2 separate regions of the Homo sapiens genome follow, and region 1 is linked to region 2. Evidence: read pairs that join two places in POLR2A ChIA-PET (ENCODE). Cell type or tissue: A673. All regions are shown on one strand.

The links. Peaks named below come from ENCODE experiments on the same cell type or tissue, not always from the same donor. Only the 100,000 strongest peaks of a DNase experiment are listed, where the experiment ranks them.
Region 1: POLR2A ChIA-PET joins it to region 2 with 5 read pairs; 3 of 35 experiments call an interaction of 5 or more read pairs at or near these places.

Annotation. Positions count from the first base shown.
Region 1 is chr6:129,208,620-129,216,619 of GRCh38, forward strand. The region is part of intron 12 of LAMA2 (laminin subunit alpha 2); the gene reads left to right. Among named protein-coding and RNA genes, the nearest start is that of LAMA2, 330 kb to the left of the region's middle. In A673, no CTCF peak of the experiment used is centred here; no DNase peak of the experiment used is centred here; H3K27ac peaks cover 1,639 bases.
Region 2 is chr6:129,262,369-129,270,368 of GRCh38, forward strand. LAMA2 (laminin subunit alpha 2) reads left to right here. Exons shown (of 65, transcript NM_000426.4): 16 at 4,738-4,851. Among named protein-coding and RNA genes, the nearest start is that of LAMA2, 380 kb to the left of the region's middle. In A673, no CTCF peak of the experiment used is centred here; no DNase peak of the experiment used is centred here.

The DNA of each region.
Region 1 (8,000 bases), 54 kb before region 2:
AAAGAAAGAAAGAAGAAAGAAAGAAGGAAGGAAGAGAGGGAGAAAGAAAGAGAAAGAGAAGGAAAGAAAGAAAAAGGAAGGAAGGAAGGAAAAGGGAGGGAGGGAGGGAAGGAAGGAGGGAGGGAGGAAGGAAGGAAGAGGAAGCAGGGAGGGCAAGGAAAGGAAAACAATGGAAAGAATAAAGAAATAAATGCAGCAGGAAAGGAAAAAGAATAGGAAGAATTTGCTCATATCTGTCTAATTTTTAGGGTATTTTGATATACAAAGTAACTGACTGTCAGGACCTGTCTTAGAGATGATCTGGTAGGACAGTAAATGGCTTTTCTTTCCAGTTTTCATCTGGGACTGGGTTTGAAGTGATCATCAGCCTCAGTGTTCTGGAAATAAGTCATTTATAATGAAATGGAACTGGAAATAACCCACAGACAAAAAGCTTTGCAAGCCATTGAAGTTCCCCTAGGCCATTTACTGCCTTAAGCTCGTTTTTACTCATACTGCAGGAAAAAAAAGAGTGAGTAGGGAGGTGGTGTTCTTATATCACATAATTTTAAATTAAGATGTGATGGTTTTATATAAAAGCAAAAATGCTTTATTTTGCTTTTTTTGTTCAAGACAAGTACAGGGATGAAATGTAAATATGTTAATATCTAATCTTAAGTCTGCTCTTGATCCGAAACTCTTTTGAAACTTTACCTAGAAAATGATAGAGCAATTTAATGTGTCTCACAATCTAGCAGAGATTTGGAGGGTGATGGATAGAATAAGGGCTTAACACAAGAAATAATTTCTGTTGTACAAAGCTCATGAGCTTCATGCATGGTGAAAGATATTTAGGCTAAAGAAAATGTTAACTATGCAGGGAATGAAACTCGTGACAGCTTGATCCCATAAAACTCAGCAAGGATGAGGTTTGACTCTGCATCCCTGATTTATATAGTACAGTATGTTTATTTAAAGGAGATAAGCCAGGTTAAGGGGTTCAGCAAAACTGTTAAATTAACTCCTTTAAAAATCTAGTTATTGCTATGAAAGTCTCTCAAGTGCGGTGCTCAGGCTTTTTTGCATCAGTCATCTGGAGTCTTTATTTAAAATGTTTATTATTGGCCGGGCGCGGTGGCTCACGCCTGTAATCCCAGCACTTTGGGAGGCTGAGGCGGGCGGATAACGAGGTCAGGAGATCGAGACCATCCTGGCTAACACGATGAAATCCCATCTCTACTAAATATACATAAAAATTAGCCAGGCAGGGTAGCGGGCACCTGTAATCCCAGCTACTCGGGAGGCTGAGGCAGGAGAATGACGTGAAGCCGGGAGGTGGAGCTTGCAGTGAGCCGTGATCGCGCCACTGCACTCCAGCCCGGGCGACAGAGCGAGACTCCATCTCAAAAAAAAAAAAAAAAAAAAAATTTTTACTATTGACCCTTACTCTGGATTCACTTATCCAGAAGATCTGGGGAAATCTACGTTTTTAATCAGCTCCCCAAGTGATTATTTACCCATAAGAATTTGGGGGGCACTCTTTTATGACTACTTTTTTAAATTACTGATGATTAATTATCTGCAGATAGTTCCCTAGACTTTGACTTTCCAAGGCTTTAAAAAAACAAACAAACAAAAAAACCTGCAGTATGCTTTTAGTCTGAATTCAGGGATTGACTTTCTTATCCAATAGTCTATCCTGTACAAGGGAACCCTAAAATAACCTCGTTAGCCACCACCAAAGACTATGTAAATACAAATTTATTTATCAATCTCATTAGAAACCGAACCACGCATGTGCACGCACACACACACACACACACCACACCAACCACACATTTACATTGGAATAAAATGAATCTTAGAAAGCAGCTATTTTTAAAGAAACAGGAAGTCTAACATGTACTGCCATTAATTTGGAATGGGAGAGAAAGGAGACTTGGCAGAACCAGAATATTGCGTGAGGATTGAAGATAGCTTCAGATTCTAGAAGAGTTTCTAGCTCTTTCTGAATATGTGTTAACAGTTTCGCTGTTTGAGCTCTGCTACCCACTAGCCAGTTATAAACACAGGTAAGACCCTTAACTTCACAGGGCCTGTTGGGAAGAGGTTATAATTTTTTAGCAACAGAACCTGTTTTTCAAACAAAATCCTAATTAGAACACCCAAAAACAAACAAAATAAAGGATTCAAATGGGTGACATGGCCAGTCCTGGTTACAGTATGAGACAGATGCCGGTTACGGTGGGCAACAGAACAGATGCTGGCTACAGTGGTCGACAGAGTTCATTTTAGTTCAAGCAGAAGGTAGGGCTGGTGCTTGTTACAGTGGCCAGTAGGCCTGGTTTCTGGTTATAGCACATGGCAGAGTTAGGAGCTCTACCTACATTATGTCCCCACGGCCTCATCTGTGGTTTCCCCATAAGAAAACTACCTTTTGGGAAAACATGATACAAACAGATCAGGTGAATTAGAAGGTCTCCTGCAGATTTAAAATTTTATGAATATAATGCCAAATATAATCTTACACTCAGTTGACTACTAATAATAAATAACCCTACAAAATATGGTAAAGTGACTCCATGACAACAATTGAAAAGAAAATAATTGCACTCAGCTGAGCTATTGTCCATATCTAGATGCACTGATGATACACAAACCCAGCCACAGAAAATGTGGCATGTGTCAGAGCAAAGCAACTAGAATGATTCAAGACACTGAACAGCCAGTGTTCAAGCTACGTAATTTCTTACCTATATTACAGGAAAAAACCATCTAACTCTTTTTCTACCTCCAACCTCCCTCCTCTGAAATGTTATTCACATACCTGGTGGAGAAGAATCTTTATAAAACTCAAATTTGATTACCTTAGTCCTCTGCTTAAAATTTCAGTGTCTTTCAATGAAAGCTCAGAGACCATTCTGGACTTATAACTCCCTTGCAGCTCAGAAGGGACCCGTGGTCCAGTAATTAAAATGCCCGTGGTAAGTGTTCAATGCTCTCTCATGCTTTTCTTCTCACAATGTCCCTTCAGTACGGGATTTCTTTCTACCATTTTCCTGAGTAATTACCTTCTAGTCATCATTCAAAAAGCATTTAAGCATTGAATTCTATAGGAAATGTTTCTAATCACCCTATCCCCCAGCTCTGGCTGAGTTAGGCCTTCTCTGCACAATTCCCATGAAAGCACCTACCACCCAGCAGGCAGAAATATCCCTCTTTGACTTTCTCACTAAACTGCAAATTCCTGGTGAGTGACAACTGGATTCTATTCTTCTTCTAACCTCTAGAACCTAGCAGATTGCTTTGGAGACCTTAGGAACTTAATAATTCTTTGTTGAGTGAATAAAGGGATGCTTTTTGTGGACAGCAGTTATTTCTGTTTACACAAAAGATAAGAGAAAATACAGGTAAAATTATCCTAAATTTTAAAAAATTTGAAACTTACAAAAAGTGTTGGATTTAAGTTCCTTTGTCTGTCTGGATTTCCGAAATATTTTTAAAAGATTTTTTCTGGGATCATTTAAGGCCTCATCTGTTCAGAACCAAGGGGAGGACCGAAATAGTATGCCAAATTCTTTTCCAGCCCTCAAATTTTATGAGCCTGAGTTGCATTGTGTGGGTAAAAGTCTTGTGCTCTGTGGATCAGGAGGAAGTTAGATGTTTTGGATATTTACATAGAAACAAAGAATTTGAAGACTGGAAAGAACTTGAGCAGGACTCTATTAAATGTGTTTTGTGTGAGATGGTTTTCACCCTGTGTTCTTGTGGTTCCTCCATGCTAGGGGCAGGAGGTAGGATGGAGCAGATAGGGAGTCTCTTTTCCTCTTAAACCGGATGTTTTTTTTAAAATCAGTTTTATATGTTGAGAGTCCATGGAATGGAATGTGGAAACTGAGACCCTGAAAGATTAAGTCACTTGAACAAAGATATACAGCTTCTCCAGAGACCAGGCAGACACTAGGTTTATGATTTCCTGACTTCCACTGCAGATCTCTTACCATTTTTCTATGAGAGTCATAAAAAAAGAATCAGCTATTTACTTTCTAGTCAAGGTGGGTTAAAATCAAGCCACTTGTTTTCAAACATCGATTTCGGGTTCATGCCATCAAATTAAAAAATTCACTTAACTGAGTTTAATTTGCTTTCACTTAGGAAGCAGCTGCCTTTCAAGATAATAAAATAAACAGATACAATAATATTTGGTCAGCTGTGGCTTTTAATTTAAATGTTTGATTTAATGTTGTTTAGTTTGCTGGATTCCAAAATATTCTCTGCAAGAGAAGCATACACATTCTAAAGCATTTCAAATGTTTATTATGATGTCCTAGAGGTGGCTGTCTTTCTGTTGCTGTGCATACCCTGAGCAGACTTGACATTGCTTTGGAAGCACATATTTTCTGATAGACATATTACTCTCATAATCTAAAATTTTTCAGAAGTGACAAAAGTGGGGTTGACCATTTTCTTCTTCGCTGTCTCCATGATTTTGCTTTTTCCAAGATGTCATGTAGTTAGAATCATACAATGTGTTGTCTTTTCAGGTTGGCTTTTTTCACTTAGCAATATGCCTGTAAGGTTCCGCCATGTCTTTTCTTGCCTTGATAATTCATTTCTTTTTAGCTCTGAATACTATTTTGTTGTCTGGATATAACCACAGTTGAATTATCCATTTACCTCCTGAAAAACATCCTGCTTGCTACCATGTTCTGGCAATATGAATCAAGCTGCTATAAACACTTATGTGATAAGTCTTGTGTGGATATAAATATTCAACTTATTTGGGTAAATACCAAAGAGTGCAATTACTGGATCATATGGTCAGAGCATGCTAGTTTTGTAATAAACTGCCAAACTATCTTCCAATATGGTTGTATAATTTTGCATTCTCACCAGCAATGAACAAGAGTTCCTGTTTCTCCACATTCTCACCAGCATTTCATATTGTCAATGTTTTAGACATCAGCTATTCTAATAGATATGTAGTGGTATATCGTTGTTTTAATTTGAAATTCTCTAATGATGTAAGATGATGAGCATGTTTTCATGTGCTTATTTTCCATCTGTATATAAGCTTTGCTGAGGTATCTGTTTAGATTTTTTCCAATTTTTAAATTTATTTTCTTGTTGTTGAGATTTAAGAGTTCTTTGTATGTTTTGGACCATATCAGGTATATCTTTTGCAAATATTTTCTTGCAAATGGTAGTTTCTCTTATTCTCTTCACAGTGTCTTTCACAGAGAAGATGATTTTTAATTTTAATAAAATCTAAAATGAATTTTTATTTCATGGATCTTGACTTTAGTGTTATATATAAAGAGTTACTGCAAACTCAGGGTTATTTAGATTTTCTTCTATGTTATCTTCCAAGAGTCATAGTTTTGCATTTTATATGATCCATTTTGAGGTCTATGATCCATTTTGTGTTAATTTTTGTGAGGGTCTATATCTGCATTTATGTATTTTTTCACAAGTTATCTCAGTCAATTTTCTGTTGCTATAACAGAATACCTGAGACTAGGTAATTTATAAAGGAGAGAGTTCTATTTAGCTTGTGATCCTGGGAGCTTGACTAGGAGATCCAAGTTAGGACAGGTGCATTTGGTCAAGTTCTGGTGAGAGTCTTGTGCTGCATCTTAACATGGTGGAGAAGTGGAAGAAAAAGTGGGCATGTGCAAAATGACCAAACACAAGAGGGAGCCTTCCTTTTTAACAACCCACCCTCGAGGTAGCTAATCCAGTCCTACAAGAGCAAGAACTCACTCTAAGAAAGGTATTAATTCCTTTTTAAAAACCTAATCACCTCTCCAAGGCACCACCTCTCAACATCACCCCATTAGGAACCAAACCTCACTATGGATTTTGATTGTGACAAACCATATTCTAACCATAACACAAATGATGTCCAGTTTTTCTAGTGCCATTTGTTGAAAACACTTTCCTTTCTTCATTGAATTCCCTTTGCTCCTTTGTGAAAGATCAGATGGCCATATTCATGCGGGTGTATTTCTGGGCTGGCTATTCTGTTCCATTGATCTAAGTGACTTTTTTCTGACCAGTACTATATTGTCTTGATAACTATAGTTTTATACTAAGTCTTGAAGTTGGGTAGTGTTAGCTTTACAAGTTTGTTCAATATTATTTAATGATGTGTTGGCTGTTCTTGGTCTTTCCTCTCCATATAAATTTTAGAATCAGTGTGTTGATATCCAAAAAATAACTTGCTGGGATTTTGACTGGGATTACCTTGAATCTACACAAATTGGGAAGAACTGACATCCTACCTTGAGTCTTCCTATTTATGGACATGGAATACCTCTCCATTTATTTAATTTTTCTTTGATTTCTTTCACTGGAGTTTTATAGTTTTCCTCATATAGATTTTGTACATAATTTGTTAGATTTATATTGAAGTGTTTTGTGGAGCATGCTAGTATAAATGGTCTTGTGTTTTTAACTTCACATTCCAATTTTCTTTGCTAATATATAGGAAAGCAATTGACTTTTATACCACCTTTTTCTTCAGACAGATGGAATCAAGTGACTTAGAAATTGGCTTTGTTGCTCTGCCTGAGTATCTTGAAAATTCTCATCTTCCTTCTGAGAACCATAACCTACATATCTCAAGGTTATAGATAAAATGCTACCTACAAAATCCTTGTAATGCTTACAGTCTAAAAGACTAAATAAGGCCTCAAGAGATTATTCAAAATCAGAGTTGTTGATTCCCAGTAGAGTCATAAAGGGCTATGTTATGTTAGCTGCAATTCTAATCCTATATCAAAGCTTCTGACTTCCACTCCCCCATATCTAAGGAGGTTTCCCTCAACAGTTGAAAAATAACTGCAGATACTGCTTTGCCATCCCATGCCACAAAAATGCATTTCTGAAGGATGCTGCAGAGAGATATATATTTCTTAAGCCCAGCTCATATCTATTTCTCAAGGCTGTGTGATATCATAGAATGAATGATGGAGTCAAATAAATAAATATTTATTTATTTATTTATCAGTCAAATAAATCTGATTTAATTTTTTAGAACTTAACATTTAGTAGCTGTGAGATCTTACAGAGATTTCTTCACCTTGTATCCTTTGTCACTTTATCTATAAAATGGAGAGTGTAAATACTACTTCTTAGAGTTATCATGATTCTTTAATCTAATAACTCATGAGACACTGGATATGTAATAGGAACTGAATAATTCTTAACCCCCTTGCTTTCCCTTGACATTTCCAGAAAATAAAACTTGATTGAGTATCTAAGATTATATAACAGATCCCACTAGACTAAGTGAATCTGAGGGAAGATGTATTTGTCACTTTTCTTCTCTTCTTTGGTTTTTAAAAAGTATCATTAGAAATAGAATCAGTAACTATAAACAAATTTCTGTGTACTGATCCAGTATTAACAGAGAAAATAATGGTTGACTGTGCCTTACTGTGCAAGGCAAAAATGAGCTCAAGATATTATCAAAGTCATGAATCAGAAAGAGAATTTCGTTTTACAAATGATGGATAGCCACAAAACAACTAGGACATACAATCTCTGATTACACAACTGCAGTCTATAGCTACATTCTGCAGATTAAACACCACAGTAGAGATGGAAACTTTATTGTTTATATTTTATGAAAACTGTTCTCTTTTGTTTTTATGTCAGTTTGAGAGTAGAAGAATATCCTTGAGGGCAAAACATGCCTTTCATACATTAGAGCTGCCTAGAGCATAGTCTGGCACATTATATAAATATTAAATAATTCCTATAATTAAACTGATGTTCTTTGGAATGAGGATGGAGACACATAGTTATCTGAATTGCCTTAAGCTAGTTTTGCAATAAGTAGATTTTTACTATTCTAGAATATGTAATGAATGAATCATGCTATGTTACAAGTAAGTATTAATTAATGGTTGAAGTACAAAAACATCTTCCTTGAATTATATGATAATCTACATCACAGTGAAAGGAATTTATCATGACAAATGCTAGTCAATGTTGAATCACAGAGGGCTATATGA
Region 2 (8,000 bases):
AATAATCATTCAAAGGGATGAGCTACTGCAGTGGAGAGAGATGCAAAGTGTCCTGGAGTGGAGAAATCTTAAATTGGATGCTAAATAATGGTAACAGATAGATAGAAGCATTTGAGTGTGAAAAAAAAAGGAGAGATAATAAAAGCTTCCTGTATCTGTCACACAATAATTGTTTGATAAATAAAATTACTTTGTAATCCATAAAAGAACTTAATTGAATCAAGAGACAATGAATTTTGGAACTTTGGATTTTCTCTCTGACTTCTTCATTTCTTCTACTCTCTAAAATTCATTTTTTCCTTATCAAAACTTTCTGTCCCTAAATTCACTATTATTCAGTCCTATCCTTTCATTATTTCATTTGCTTTTCAATTAAGTGTAGTTTGTAAGGCCAGTCATTCTAGCCTTGTTATCACTAATATCCTGGGATCCCTTAAAAGCTGAGTAAACGCCAAAGACCATTAATGTCTTAATTCCAGCTTGCTGAGAACCTCTGGCCAAAAAAGGATCAAATGACTCCATTGTAGACATTCTCTTTTACTTCATTTGGGGCCATAGTGTTGATTCAGGATCTTTTTTCTCATTTCTACTTGACTTCTTGTGAAGTGTTCTGCAGTTAAATCTTTCAAAAATTTTCTTACTTTCATAGTGCTGTCATCATAGATTTCACTTGACAGATGAGACAGGGGATATACTATTAAAAAGAGTGTTATGCAATCTCAGTTTCTTCTTCCATGAAATGAAAATAATATTAACCACCTCATAGAATTGTTTGTTTGTTCGTACTTTCATTTAGCTGACTAGTATTTGATGAGCGTGTATTTTGAGACAAACAAGACCCTACACAGGGAAAATAGTGCCATTAACAATACAGATATTGTCCCTGTCCCCAAGGACGTTGCACTGAGTGGTGGCATTAACGATATGCCAGAAAGCAAATAGAAATAAACGTGACAAATTCTATGAAGGAAATAAACAGGGTGAAATAAACAGGGTTCTATGATAAAGTTACTGCAAGTGGTTGTATGAAGGTTAGAAAGTCTACTTTGTAAAAGTTTGTCAGGAAAGGCTTCCTGAGGTGGTGACAGCTAAATCGAGTGTTGAAGAATGAGAGGGACAACGATGTAAAACCAGCTGCTAAGGAAGCAGCATAGATCGTGGAGTCTGTAAGGACTGGAAAGAAGGAGCGTGGCTGGAGCCTTGTAAGCAAGGGGAAAAGTGGGACAAGAAGTGATTGGAAAAGCAAGGCCATGAGGAGATTTGCACATATGATAAGAAATGAGCATTTTATTCTCATGGCATGGAACATCATTACAAGCCTTTCAGCAGAGTAGTGGAGTAGTGTAATCTGATTTACATTTTTGGGTTTTGGGGTGTTTTTTGTTGTTTGAGACAGGGTCTTGCTCTGTCACCTAGGCTGGAGTGCAGTGATGCTGTCATAGCTTGCTGCAGCCTCAAACTCCTGAGCTCAAGTGATCCTCCTGCCTCAGCCTCCTGAGTAGCTGGGACTACAGGTGTATACCACCATGCCCAGCTATTTTTTTTTGTTTGTTTTAATAGAGACAAGATCTCAATATGTTGCACAGGCTGATCTCGAACTCCTGAGCTCAAGCAATCCTCCCACCTCAGCCTCCCAAAGTTCTGGGGTTACAGGCATGGGCCAACGCACCCAGCCTGAGTTACATTTTTTTGAAGAAGGCATTATGGCTACAGTAGGAAGAATGTGTCTTAGGAGGGCATGAATAATAGGAAGGAGAAGGGTTAATATGTAGTTGCAGTGGAACACAGCAATGACAGTAGTTGCTGTTAGGATCATGGCAGGGAATATAAAAAGAGTTAGCATATTCTATATATATTTTGATAGTAGAACAAATAGGACTTACTGATTCGAGACTGTATGTCAGGGGAGAGATTAAAGAAATAAAGAGTTTAAGAATGAGTCATAGATGACCAGTTTGAATGATTGATCAGTTGGTTGTGGTGTCATTTACTGAGCTGAGGAATAGTTGGTGTGTGTGGGGGGGTGGGGGCATGGAATCCATAGTCCAGTTTAGAAATTTTCGATTTGAAAACGCTGTGAAGTGTAAATGTCAATGTGTATTTATAATATTCAGGTCTTAAATTCAGCATGTCTGTCTGGTCTAGAGATATGTTTTTGGAAGGCGTCATAAACTATGGAACTGAATAAAATTACCCAGGAGAAAGTGCAATTGATTTAAAAAAGAGAGAAAAATAGCCCAGCCCAAGCCCTGAGGAGCTCCTGACGTTAAGAAGCAGGGTCAAAGCAGAGGAGACAGCAAAGAAATATGCTAGAAATTTGGGAAGTGTGATGTCATGAAGTTGAGAAAAGAAATTGTGGGAGGAAAAGGAGTCAGCTAGGCCCAAGGCTGATGAAAGGTTGGATAAAATGCAATTGCAGAATTGTCCATCGAATTTGGCTGCATGGAATTTGGTGACAAGGACAAGAGCAGTTTTAATTGAGAGGTGGTGACACAAAACAGATTAGAATGGAATGAAGTGTGAAAAAGAGGTGAGGAATATAATACTTGTTAAGAGTAGTGTTACTGAAAAGAAAAACATAGATGACTAGAAAAGTTATATGAGGCTAAGAGGACAGTTTTGTCATTTGTGTTTTGTTTATTTTTGATGGAGACACTAGATCATATTTTTTTGTGCTGATAGTAATGACCCAGTAGAAGGGAAAGTTATTACTAATCCATCAGAGAGAGTGAATATTGAGAAGATAACAGATGCTGGAATCAGATGACAAGTGGAGTAATATTTCTTTAGGAGGAAGGACCCCACATTCCCCACATCACTTGTTTGGAATGGGAATATGGCAACAAGGTTTGGAGATATATGCTTAGATCTCTGGACTTGTTAGTGCAAAGGCAGCTTTAATTTTTTTCTGTGAGTAATAAGTTAAAATCACTGGCTAAAAGAGAGGTGTAAGGAGTTGGGAAGTTTGAAGAAAGAAGACGTGGTATGAGTACTGCATTTGCAGAGTATTAAAACAAAACAAAAAAACTTATTAAGGAAAACTTCATGAATATCTGTCTGAAAACAGTAGATTAGTTCTCTCCCTTTTCTCAACATCCTTAATTTCTACCCCCTTATGAATATGTAGCTTCACCAGCTTTTAAAAATGTATATTACAGAAGGAAATCACTTCTATAATGAATCTAGGGAGGCAAAAAATGTAATGGGGAGAAATGGGAAGGGATTTAATTGGGAGAAATGGAAACGGAACAGGATAGAAATTTGACAATTTTGGGTTGGTTGTGGGGGTTGAAAAATGAGAACACATGGACACAGGGAGGGGAACATTATACACTGGGGCCTGTCGGAGGGTGGGGGGCTAGGGGAAGGATAGCATTAGGAGAAATATCTAATGTAGATGATGGGTTGATGGGTTCAGGAAACCACCATGGCACGTGTATACCTATGTAACAAACCTGCACGTTCTGCACATGTATCCCAGAACTTAAAGTATAATAATAATTTTGAAAACAAATTTGACACTTTTTTTGGTACTGTTCAAATTAAGGGGAAAGTTCATTTTATTTTATTTTCAGATATAAAGTATCAGTACATAAATTTTTTTATGTGTTCATTATTGATGTTCAAATTTGAGAGTCCTCATATCCTGAGGCAGAAGGAACATTTCCACGGAGCATAACACAATTCTATATCCTTTATTACTTCAGTGGTTTCTCTTCTGTTTTCTTTTTCAACTGGAAAAGAAGGGCTTTTCATGATATATGATGTTGTACTCGACCATCCAGAAATATAGTAAATAACCCACAAGATGCAATTTCACTGGAGGGTGATCATAAGCTCTTAGAGGGCAGCAGTATTTGCCTCATGCTTATTTTGCATCTCATCCATTTTGTAGTAATCCCCACAGATGGAAAACTTAATTAAGGATGATGGGGAACTTAGAGCAGGCACTGACACAGGGAATCTAAGACTAAAATACCCTGTTTTAATCAGAATTCAGTTTTTATATAATAAAGTGTTTCACATTTTAAACAAGGAATGAAAAATACAAGCAAAGTTACAGAAGAATGCCATAAAATAAGCTATCAAGAATGTGAGAAATAAATCATAAACTTTTTGTGTAAATTTGAGAAAGCATAATAGGATGGAGGAAATTTAGCATGAAATACATGAATTATATATGTGTAGAAATTAGCTGTGTATGTGGTCAAATATAAGTGTGGGTGCTGCCTTTCTTCCAAATCATGTCAAAGATTTTCTGGAAATGATGACGTTAAGGGCAATTAGTATATGGGCAAGTGAACACATTCCAGAGAATCAAAATTGCTTGGGATGACATCGGGTACTCTCTTAGGCTAAGACTATATGATGAGTCCTTTTATATCAGCTGCCTTTTTTACAGTACTTTTTCTTCTACTTTCCTGTCTGTGCTTTTTTCTTTGAGACTGTCACATTTCAATTCTTTATATCTCTGCTTTATTTTACCATTTCAGAAGAAACACCAAGCTAATGCTTCCTCTAATCTCATACCTGCCAATAACACTAAGGTCAGTGCAAAGCCCCAGTGTCAGGAGGAATAGCTCTGTTGCAATGTTTCAATAATGGCAATGCTTTGACAAGCACATTTGATGAGTTTCCTACCTGTTATTTTCTGTTATCAGAAAACAAACACAAACAAACAAAAACACCTTTTTGTTTTAATCTCCAAGACTGACTAAAGCCTTATCTTTCTCTCAGTCTTGTTGGCCTAGGCACAGGCGAGTTAACGGCACTATTTTTGGTGGCATCTGTGAGCCATGTCAGTGCTTTGGTCATGCGGAGTCCTGTGATGACGTCACTGGAGAATGCCTGGTAAGTGCTCTCTTCTTTGGGGATGCTGATTGACAAGGCTGAAATCACCTCGACAGATGCTACAATTCAGCTACTACCCTGGGGACCTTAAACACTTGAGTCAAGAAGTGCTTTGACAAAGATCTTTGTATTGAACTGAATTGGAACTGAGAATGCTCTTTCATATGTGATCTCCCTAATGAATATGAGGAAGTGTTTATTCATATTAAATCAAGAATTAAATTAGAATCAGATATATTTTTATAAGGCATAACTTCTGATTGGAAGTATAACTACCATGAATATATATGGTTTCACTTTCTTCCATAAATCTATGAAAAGTACAGTGTACTTTTAAAATAGAAAATAATTTATATCCCCATAATATGAAAAGTGTAAAATATAACCTTTATAGTAAACATAATTAAGTTTTCTTCATGTTGAAAATGAAAACATACTACATATTTTTATTTAAAATGTTCATAATTTAACTAAATGCATAGTGTCATTTGTAGATTAAAAATAAAAACAATATGTAATACATATTCACCAGAGCTGCTTCTCCTTTGCAATTAAGTCTAAGCTTTAACCAGAAAATAGGCTTTACAAAGTGCAAAGCACTTTCCATCCTGCTAAGAAACCTTAGGATTGGAGAATTACACTGAATAGACCATTCTGATTAACTCAAGGGCACATTAGTTTTATATTGTCTGACATGGCATGAAGCTTGAAACAACACTTCTCCTTTCATTAGTCTTGCAGAAACACAATTTAAAATGGTGCCAATTAAGGAGGATATTATACTCTCATTTCCCTGAAGAATTTAAGGCGGATTCTGTTACCTGTAATTCTTAATGTTCTATCTTTCTCTTGCTCATTTTCCCCCATTTCTCTTCTACTTAAAAGCTTCTGGGAAAAATCCAAAATGAAAATTCAGGGCTTTTGTTTCAGTGTAATTTGGCATTTAGGTTTGTTGATGCTCTTTCCCTTTTCTCTATATAAGATTTTGTTTAATTGCATTGCATTATGAAGCATGAGAGCCTTAATTTGTGGATCAGTGGATTTTTGAAATGACATTTTTATGAATAGAAAGACTAAGTGATTTTCATTTTAATTATGCCATAAGTCTTTTAAAATGTACTTTGGGAAAAATATTGGGTTACCTTTAAACACTTCACTAACATGCAGTAGGAAATAATACTCAGCCCAAAACTGACATGGAATTGTTTTACTTACCCTAAGAAGACAAAAATAAGTATGTCATAATACCAAACTCATGATGTTCCATATAGTCATATTTCATGAATTCATTAGGATAAAATCAAATCAAATTTTCATGCTGAATTCATTAGGATGAAAGCAAATTAGTCCATTTGTTGATGTGATATTTCTAAAACTAGAAGCCTTTTTTAACTAATAAAACAGTGTCATTCAGCATAATTTTGAGAGAAGGAAGGGAGAGAACAGACCCTACTAATGATGCCTAGTTTACTGATTTTGTTTCATGAACAGGGAGATAGGAGGTCTCCTTCAAATAACAGAGCGATCTTGAGGAAACAGTGGACATCTTGATGATAAAGACAGAATCTGGTGTTTCCTGAATTTTCCATCATAGCTAGTAAATAGGTGATCATGTAGGATATACTGACTTTCAAGTGCCCTTTCTCCAAAATTGTATTGATAACTAAGTGCTGATATTCCATTTTGAGTATATGGGTTCTGATACAATACACAAAGAGGAGAATATTTGAATGTTGCTCATCAAGGGCATTCTTACTGTTCAGCTGACCCTGCATTTTAGCTTCTTGTTTATTTTTCATGGTTTTAACCCAGCATTAAGTAGCATGGTTTTTAGCATGAAAAATAAATTTATAAATTTATAAAGCTTAACTTGCTTTAAAATTTGATTATAAATTATCTGAAAAATATTTTTGGCACCAGAACAAAATCTAAACTTCTGCAATAGTGTAGGTCTATATTTAAAAGACATTTTAACTCAAAGTCCATTTGAAGTAAGCCAGGAAGTATTCAATGTCACATGGGAAGATTTCATGCTTGCTTCTTCTCATAGTTCTTGTGGTATGTAATGTGAGCAAAATTTTGTAAAGCACTTTCGTAACAGGACACCTGTAAAAATAACCAATCCATCAGAGTGAAGCTTCCATCTTTTTTTTTTTTTTATTTCCATTATATAGGTTGTCTGATGCAGTTTTCTGGTTTCCACTACAAAAATACTTGAGTTTTAAGATGATTTTTATTTGATGAAACGTGACATTAGAAAATGTAAGAACTACATGTTATTTGTCTTTTAAATCAATAATTGGAAATAAAAAACCCTCTCAATTATGCAAGATTTTCAGTTGAATGTTAGAAATACCATTTTCAACATGTTTAAGGCAAAATTAATTTTTGATTCAATTTTTTAAAACCCTTAAGTATTTGAAGACATAATTTTAGTTGTATCAGTGAGATAACATGCAAATAATTTTACAAAAAAACAAGCAATTCTTCAGTAATAGCTTAGTTTAGCTAAACTTAAAAATTGAAAGGAAGTAAAACAAAAATCAAATCGGGGAAAAAATCTTTCTTCAAATGGATCCATGTTTTGCACATTAAATCCCAATATACTGCATTATTAAGGCAACTATTCATAGTGAAGCTGACCTTAATGCTATCTTTTAAAAAGTTTTGTTAAAAATAAATTTGAGAAAGAATTTTAAATAACTTAGAGAAAAGCCTGTTTTCAAATATCACCAGTTACTACAGAAATACATATCCACATTTAGTTGATGAAATTGGCACGTGATGTTTAAAATTTTTCAATTTTCTCCATGTTTAATTATGAGTCAAGCAAGCTTCTCACAGATGTAATACAGTAGTGCATTGTCCAAACCATCAGAGTCCACTGAGGCCAAAATTCATGTCTGAGCTAAGAGGCCATAGCCCCGGAGGATTTCTATGATTAGCCACAGTTCCCATTAAATCAGCAATTTCAAGCTGAACAATTGATTTTTACCTAGAATCAGCTACAATTTCCATTAAACATATGTTATTAGTGCTCTATGACTACACACACACACACACACACACACACACACACACACACACACACACACACGCAATATCATGTATTTTCTTAAGGAAAATAAAGAAAAAATGAAGTAAGATTT